Linked DNA regions of Mus musculus: region 2 is linked to region 1. Evidence: chromatin loops called from intact Hi-C (ENCODE). Cell type or tissue: left cerebral cortex. All regions are shown on one strand. Links, peaks and the distances in the headings refer to the core of each region. The heading gives the core; the rest is flanking DNA. Region 1 holds the start of Tmem231 (transmembrane protein 231). Region 2 holds the start of Cfdp1 (craniofacial development protein 1).

The links. Hi-C counts contacts between places; a loop is a spot of excess contacts. Peaks named below come from ENCODE experiments on the same cell type or tissue, not always from the same donor. Only the 100,000 strongest peaks of a DNase experiment are listed, where the experiment ranks them.
Region 2: a loop joins it to region 1, with 3 times the contacts of the local background. A loop is called at or near these places in 1 of 42 quality-filtered maps.

The regions. Positions count from the first base shown.
Region 1 is chr8:111,931,469-111,935,854 of GRCm38, reverse strand. It overlaps Tmem231 (transmembrane protein 231), which reads left to right and starts at 2,042. Exons shown (of 7, transcript NM_001033321.2): 1 at 2,042-2,227; 2 at 2,326-2,495. The coding sequence starts at 2,089. In left cerebral cortex, for the core only: a CTCF peak has its summit at 1,827 (motif pointing right); DNase peaks (open chromatin) are centred at 2,023 and 3,081; H3K4me3 peaks cover 1,396 bases; H3K27ac peaks cover 507 bases.
Region 2 is chr8:111,852,058-111,856,443 of GRCm38, reverse strand. It overlaps Cfdp1 (craniofacial development protein 1), which reads left to right and starts at 2,107. Exons shown (of 7, transcript NM_011801.2): 1 at 2,107-2,300. The coding sequence starts at 2,237. In left cerebral cortex, for the core only: a CTCF peak has its summit at 2,125; a DNase peak (open chromatin) is centred at 2,057; H3K4me3 peaks cover 1,482 bases; H3K27ac peaks cover 494 bases.

The sequences.
Region 1 (4,386 bases), core at 246-4,245:
ACTTTATCATCTTTTGAGGCAAACTTCAGGGACAGGAGAACACAATGTAGATTGGGTTGGTCTGGGACTCACAGAAATCCACCTCCCTCTGTCTCTGCTTCTGCCTCCCCAGTGCTGGGAATAAAGGTATACACCACCACACCCAGCTAAGGCTAAACCATTTTATACTTCTAAATTCGTAACAGTCACCTCCCTGTCTCACCGGTGACTTAGCGACAGTGTATGTTTCCTTCTGTCGACTCTTTGGAGGCAAACATTCTCTTACTCAGAGAACAACCACCACAAAGAATCTACATTACATTCAGCCATTCCAAAACGGTTATTTAAGCACAGTTTTTATTTTTTAATTTAAAAATACATTTATATTTCCTATTATTATTATTATTTATTTTTTGAGACAAGGTTTTTCATTGTAGCCTTGGCTGTCCTGGAAGTCACTCTGTAGACCAGGCTGGCCTAGAACTCAGAGATCTGACTGCCTCTGTCTCCTAAACACTGGGATCAAAGCTGTGTGCCAACACCTTTATTTTAACTACATGTGTTTGGGTGTTTTGCCTGCGTGTGTGTCTATGGACCATGTGTCTGCAGTGCCCACAGAAGCTGTTGGATCCCCTAGGACTGGAGTTACAGTTGGCTCTGAGCCCCTGTGTGGGTGCTGAAAGTCAAACCTTGATCCTCTGGAAAACCGGCCTCTCCAGCTTACTTACATGTTACACTACATTTACTTATTCATTATTTGTGCATAGATGCAGATGAGCACCATGACAGGCATGTAGAGGTCAGAGGACAGCCTTTCCAGAATTAAGATAGATGGTGGGAGCTGGAGAGATGACCCAATTGTTAAGAGCACCGATTGTTCTTGCAGAGGACCTGGAGAAAGGAGAATTGAGGGCCAGCACAGGCTACATAGTAAGACCCTACTTCCAAACAGGTAAAAATCTGTCTTCCATGTTAAGATATTGGTGTTAGTATTTACCTAAGTGATCAGCTAATGCTAACTTTGGGGAAGACAGTATCAGTGTTTATAGCTAACAAAGTACAACAGAAGGAGCCATTTAGTAAAATACCCTTTAACCTTTTTTTTTTTTTTTTTTTTTCCGAGACAGGGTTTCTCTGTGTAGCCCCGGCTGTTCTGAAACTCACTTTGTAGACCAGGCTGGCCTCAAACTCAGAAATCCGCCTGCCTCTGCCTCCTGAGTGCTGGGATTAAAGGCGTGCACCACTACGCCCGGCCTTTTATTTTTTGTTTTTGTTCTAACCTTTAAATAATCAGGGGGTTTGTTTCCTGTTTTCTATCTTTCCTGCTATGGGGCATAGTGAAAGCATTAACCTTGAAGACAAAAGTACCTGGTTCTAGGACGGTGGCCTTGTTATAGGAATGTCCCGACTTCAGTATGAACCTCAATGGAGTTTTTGCATTGAAACAAAGTCTCCAGTATCTCTGGCTGGTCTCAAACTCACAATGTAGCTAAAGATGACCTTGGACTTCTGATCCTTCTGTCTTCACCTGAAGAGTTGTTAGTGTTACAGATGTGGGCCAAGGTGCCTGGTTTAATGAAGTGCTGGAGATGAACTCAGGGCTTCCTGTATAGTAGGCTAGCCCTCTACCAACTAAGCTACATCAACCATCCTTATGTCATGAGTTAATAGATGATCTATGGGGTGATGTCAACATCTATGCACGTCTGATTTTGTACAATTGACACAGACTTTGGTGAGTGAAAATATCATTACAGTTGCTTTCTTTTTTTTTTTTTTAAGATTTATTTATTATATGTAAGTACACCACTGTAGCTGTCTTCAGACATTCCGGAAGAGGGCGTCAGATCTCATTATGGATGGTTGTGAGCCACCATGTGGTTGCTGGGATTTGACTCAGGACCTTTGGAAGAGCAGTCAGCGCTCTTACCGGCTGAGCCATCTCACCAGCCCATACAGTTGCCTTCTTGAAGAGACGCGCAGGCACAGCACTAACACAGGACCCTCCTCCTGCTAGCTCCACCCCCTTCTAGAGGCCTGCATGCCTGCTATTGGTTCCTCTGCCCGCCGTCGGTTGCCGTGGAGACTCGGCGCTGCGGCCCTGCGCTCATGGCGCTGTACCATCTCTTCTCTCACCCAATCGAGCGCGCTTACCGCGCGGGGCTCTGCTCCAAGGCCGCGCTCTTCCTGCTGTTGACCACCGCGCTCACCTACATCCCCCCGCTGCTGGTGGCCTTCCGGAGCCACGGTGAGCCTGCCCGGGCCTGGAGGGCCACACGGCGCGGCCGGCGGGCCCAGGCCGGCAATCCTAACCTGGCTCCCCCCAACCCGCCTTGTCTCCCGCAGGGTTTTGGCTGAAGCGGAGCAGCTACGAGGAGCAGCCGAACGTGCGCTTCCAGCACCAAGTGCTGCTCGTGGCTCTCCTGGGGCCGGAGCCTGAAGCCTTCCTCGCCTGGAGCACGTTCCCCACCTTCAACCGGCTGCAGGGGGCTCACCTGCGCGTCCCGCTCGTGTCGGTGCGTGGTTCCCGCCCGGATCCTGGGGGTGATAGGATGGAGTGAGATCCCAGTTTGGGTCATTTGACCGGGTGTGAGAGCAGAGTCTCGTGTATCCCAGGCTTGCCTTAAACTATATAGCCAAAGTCGTCTTTCAACAACTGATACTCGGCCTTCACCTTCCCAGTGCCGGGGATTCGCTATGCAACGCCCTGCTGGGGTATATGGGGTGCTGGGAATCAAACCCAAGGCTTTGTGCTTGCATGCAAGGACTTAACCACTGAGCCACTCTCAGTCCCACAGCTTGGATCTTAAGGAGCCACGAGGGTTGGAAACAAAAGTCCCTTTGGCCTGCGCATGCTTAACTTTCTAGATAGTTTTATTCAGTTTCTCCAGGTTTCCCTAGAAAGGCAGCCGTGCAGGCACTGTGTTTGCCGGACAACAAGAGTCCAGAGCCTGTTTCTGGTGCTGGTCATTTTCTGAATGGAAAGGTGGCTGAAGAAAAAACCCCTTTGAGGGCTTGTAGGCGGAGTTCTGTACACCCCAGTACGCTGCTGAGTTTGAACATCACCAAGCTGTAAAGACAGAAAGTACCAGTGTTTTTATGCAGACTTGATGCGGGGTAGGGCGGGGCAAGCGGTGATTGGTTGAATTCTCAGGTCCTGCTCTAGCCAAGCCACGCCTGTCTGGGTTAGGCTTCTCAACTCTTTGCCACACTGCAGCTGTCTCCTGTGTAAGGGAAACATTTTACTGGCTGCAGTTTAGTGTTTACTTTCGCATAAATCAAGTGCTTCCTTACGGTCATCCCTTGCCGTTCATATAATGACATGGGCAGAGTGATGACTTTAACTAGGTGTTTGTTAGTAAATATTTTGTTTCTAACCTCCACCTGAGGCAGGATTGCCCCCCCCCTTCCCTGACCTATACAGCAAGCTCAGGGCTATTCAGTCTCAAAAGCGTAGCGCTGGCATGTAAAGTCAAAAGACAACTTGGAGGGGTCAGTTCCCTCCTGTCACTGTCCCGGGAATCCAGCTTGGATTCCCAGGGTTGGCTGCAGGAGTCTTTACCTGCTGAGCTATCTCATTACCCATCCTTGATTTTTTTTTTTTTTAATTTGCTCCAATCGTTTTACTATTAAAATTAGTAAGTGAATAAACAAAGCTTTAACTAAATCCTACAGCTTTTTTATTCTTTTTGAGATGGGTTATTGCTATGTTGCCTGCCCAAGCTGTAAGCCCAGTTCAGCCAGCTACGAAGCTGGGACTACAGACGTGAGGCCCAGACTTAAGTCATGCACGTCTGAATGCCAGTGGAAGCGTTTTGTTGAAATTTCATGCACTTAGAGAAAACAAAGCAAGCAAGTAAAGTAATTGTTAACTGCAAGGAAATAAGCCACGAGAAGACGCTAGGAAGGATGCGCAGTCAAGGTTGCGAACCGGACTTGCGTAGTAGTCTTAGTTACGACATGAAAGGCTGACTAAGCAAAATGCGCACCTAGGGAAACTGAAGGGATGAGAGAGGGGGAGGTGCGATGGGGCCTGGTGGGAGTGGGAGGGGAGCGCAGGCTCCAGCTTCCCCCGTGGAATGTCAGTAGAGGATTCTCATGAAAGAGGTGGAGACTCGGCAAATCTTATTTAAACATCTGGAAAGCGTTTCTTTCTATTTGTTAGAACAGGGTTTCTCTGTGTAGCGCTGGCTGTCAAATAACTTGCTCTGTTGACCAGGTTGGCCTCGAACTCAGAGATTTGTCAACCTCTCCCTCCCCTCTGCTACTACCGCCAGCCACCCAGCCTGGGGAGGGCTTCTAACACACTCTCATTAGGTAACTAATGCAAAAGTTTTTGCTTTGGAAGTTTTGTTTTGTTTTAACATCATTGCACTCTTTTATTCTTCAGATGGTCAAGACTCTTCC
Region 2 (4,386 bases), core at 201-4,200, 79 kb after region 1:
AAAAAAAAAAAACAAAAAACAACAACAAAAAAAGTAAGAAGTAAAACAAGAACCAAACCAAACCAAACCAAAAAAACCAAACTTGATGCCGATGTTCGGCCGTACTGCAGGATGCAGAGGGTCAGCTAGCCCACTGTGGCTAACCTGCTCAACTTTGGCTTGCTTCCTGAAAACCAAGGGACACATAGGTGGTGCTTATTCTGCTGGAGAGGAAGAGCGAGACACGTCAGCATCCAGCGGTTCTACCCCAGGTGTTCGGTTCTCGCGGCTTGATGAGGAGATGACGTGATGACGTAAGCATTTTCCCCTCCCTCCCAGTCCTGCCTGAAAATTTGCATCATTCTTTTCTGCTTTGTTTCCTGCCTCATTCCTTTATCTTTTCTTTTTTTTCTTTTTTAATTATTTTTTAAAAATTGAGTATCACAGCGAGGCACAAACCCAAGTCTTTAATCCCAACACTCAGGAGGCAGAGACAGGCGGATCTTTCAGTTCACCGCCAGCCTGGTTTACATAGTGAGTTCCAGGACAGCCAGAGCTGCACAGAGAGACCCTGTCTCAAAAAATCCTACCCCTGCCCCTCTAAAAAAGAGTATTACTATGTAGTGTTGACTGACCTGGAACACTTTATGAAGATCAAGCTGGCCTTGAACTCACAGAGATCTCCCTGTCTCTGTCTCCTGATTGTTGGAATTAAAATCGTGTGCCATCACCACACAGGGCTTTCTGCCTCATTCTGTTAAGCATCTCAGCATAAGGGCCAGAGGAGGTGACATGCTTAAATTTGAGGGCACAATTAAGCATTGGGTCACATTCTTCTACGTCACCTTCCCCAGCCCCCTTTAGATGTATTCCACACTGATATTTTGACGGCTGTGAACTCTTAGGCTGATTCCCATTGCCATCCCATTGGTCAACTCCCACCAGGTTTTACCCACTCATCCAGAGCATTGGTTGGTCCTCCCGATGTCTCTGCTAAAATTTCCTATTGGTTGTTCCTACGGATTTCTCTGCTAAGATTTCCTCATCTTCCTCCTTCATGTGCTCCGAGAGTTCGATTATTCTCAGTACAGTATGCATTATATTCTCATCACAGTTTTAAAAAAATGTGTGTATATATATATATATATAAAGGCGTGCGCCACCACGCCCGGCAGAAGGTGATTTCTGAGGGACTAGGGGCATGGCTCAGTGGGTGAAGGTGCTTGCTGCACTGTACTACATACATGCCTGGTGCCTATTGAGGTCAGAACCAGGGCGGTAGTGAACCGCCATGTTGGGGATGCTAGGAACCAAACCTAGTTTTGCTGCAGAAGCAACAAGTACTGTTAACCTTTGGGCCGTCTCGCCAATCCTCACATACTCACAAATTTAACTGCTTTTCCATCCATCTTTCCCGTTGTTTCAAAAGTGTCAATCTAGCACTTTGTGTAGTGGCTTCCCTCACAGATAAGCGGATTTCCTTTTGTCTTTTAGTGATTATCGGATTGTTGATTCATTAATGCTGAACTTACTGCCAACAGTACTTGTAACTCAGGCCTGAATGTAGCTTACTTAACAGGCCGAGTTTCTCAGGAAAGAGCGTCGCAGTCTTCTTGCGCTTAGAATATTAGACAGAGTTTCGGTAGTGTTCTTGGGAGCAATTTTAGGCAGAAAAAAAAAAAAAACAAACAAAAACAAAAATGCAGGGAAAAGGCACAAAAACTGCATTAAAGAATTCGATTCTAGCGAGAGAATTGAATCAAAAAGGCAGAGCCTCAGCCTTGCTCAAAAGTTGATGGGAACTTTAGCATCTATCTATTCAGCTTTCAGTTTTTACTCGCTGAGCATATCCGGGAGCGACATTTTAATCTCTGATTTTAGAGTTAGAAAAAATATTAGCTTGTGAGCAAATTTCAAAATAAAAAGACAAGTATAAAGAGAAAGTACTATTTCCGCAGATAAGCCATTCTCCATTAAGGACGCACGGTACCGTTGAAAACTACAAGCCCCAGCATGCATCGCTTCTGAGAGGTGGGGGTCCGGAATCCCACAAGGGCCCGGTGAGTGTAGACTGACCAATCGCAGCAGCCGGAAGTGTCGTCTCTGACCACGTGGCACTGCCTGCGCATGTGCGCTCGCCTCTAGGGCGGCCCTAGCTGCTGGTCCTGTACCCCTATGGTCTCGCCCTATATCTAGCTTCGCTATTTTGGGGCAGTGGCCGCAGTCGTGTGGGTAGCAGGCCCCAAGTGACAGCAGCATGGAGGAATTCGACTCCGAAGACTTCTCCACATCGGACGAGGATGAGGACTACTTGCCGTCCGGTGAGCGATTCGGCCTGAGGCGAAAGGAGGGTGGTTTCCACGCTTCACACCTCACTCGAGACTCTCCCGGACGGTCCCCAGGGCGTGGGCCTCGTGATCGCGAGGTCCCCACGGCCCGTGGGCTCCGGAGTTCGGGTTATCAGGACCCCGGCCCTCAGGCGGCCTGGAACACGCATGTGTCGGTTCTGCATAGCTGCTGTCCTGGGCCGCCGCCCCCTCGGAGCGCGGGAACAGGCGCGTGAAGCCCGCAGGCTGAGCGTACTACCTACCTACCGGCTGGTTCTGGAAGCCGACCCGGACATTGGAGATTGTTTTTAGGGAATTGCCAGCTTCCTTCACGTCCGAAACTCAATTGTCCGCCTCTGGGTTCGGAAGGGATCGGCTTGTTAGAAAGTTGATGTGATAATGTGTTTTCCCTCTTTGCAGGAGCTACCCATCGTCCTCTTTTAAGAACTTTTTCAAAAGTTTTATTTTTAGAGATTTTATGGCACGTATATCAGTGTTTTTTCCTGAATGTCTGTCTGTCTCTGTACATCATGTGTGTGCCTAGGGCTTCTGGGACTGGAGTTACAGGTGGTTGTAGAGCTGAGTCGTCTCGCCAGCCCCTTATTATTTTTGTGTATGTATGGCGGTGCATTCAGGTGGCCAAAGAGGACAGAAGGGGGTATCGGGTCCCCAGGTGAAGGAGTTACACTCAGTTGTGAGCCGCCCGACTCTGGAACCAAAGTCAGATCCTTTGGAATGAAGCGCACACTCTTTTTTTTTTTTTTTTTTTTTTTTTTTTTTTTTTGAGACAGGGTTTCTCTATAGCCCTGGCTGTCCTGGAACTCACTTTGTAGACCAGGCTGGCCTCGAATCCACCTGCCTCTGCCTCCCAAGTGCTGGGATTAAAGGCATGCGCCACCACGCCCGGCTGAAGCGCACACTCTTAATGGCCTAGCTATCTTTTTTTTCTTGGGGTGCGGTAGAGGAGCACACTAAGAATCCAGCTTATGCGAGGTCCAGACAAATCTTTTAAACATTTATGTGTGTGAGTGTTTTGCCTACATGCACATCTATTTGTATGTATCTACATGTATATTTAGTGTCTTCAGAGCCTAGAATAGGTATTAATATCCCCTGGAAGTCGAATTATAGACGATTGTGGACCCTTGAATCGGGGCTAGGGATTGTAAGTGGACCCTTTGAAAAAGCAACCCGTGTTCTTAACTTCAGCCAGTATGTCTTTTTTGTTTTGTTTTGTTTCGAGACAGGGTTTCTCTTTGTAGCCCTGGCTATCCTGGCACTCACTCTGTAGACCAGGCTGGCCTTGAACTCAGAAATCCGCCTGCCTCTGCCTCCCGAGTGCTGGGATTAAAGGCGTGCACCACCAATGCCCAACTACCAGTACATCTTAATACCAAAACATACTCCCTTCTCATCTTGTACCTTGCCCTGGCTTAGGCGTTTCCGTAAAGTTATTTATTCCAGTGTAGTTGCTTAGGCGAAAAGTAACTCTAGGCGTTGTGGATAAGAAAGCTAGCTGTGCAGCTTAAGATCCTGAGTTCAGATGCCCAGCACCCACAGAAAAGCTGGAGGTATCTTGTGGGTGCCTCTAACTGTGGCCTTTTGAATGTTGACAGGAGCAATCCTCGGATCTCACTGGCTTAGTGAGCTTCTGTCCAGTGAGAAACACTGTCTCAAAAACATTAGGTAGGGCTGGAGAGATGGCTCAGTGGTTAAGAGCACCGACTGCTCTTCCGAAGGTCCTGAGTTCAAATCCTAGCAACCAATGGTGGCTCACAACTACCCGTAATGAGATCTGACGCCCTCTTCCGGTGCATCTGAAGACAGCTACAGTGTACTCACATATAATAAAATAAAATAAATAAATCTTTAAAAAAACAAAAAAACCCAAAAACATTAGGTGTAGAAAGTTCTCTCACCAGTGTGGCCTAAGGCCATCCAGACACAGATGTTTATATAATAATTCATAACAGTAGCAAAATTAAGTTATAAAGTAGCAACAAAATAAAGTAGTAACAAACAAGTCATAAAGTAGGCATACAACTGAGTTTCAGAGTGGACGAAGCTGGCAATTCCCTAA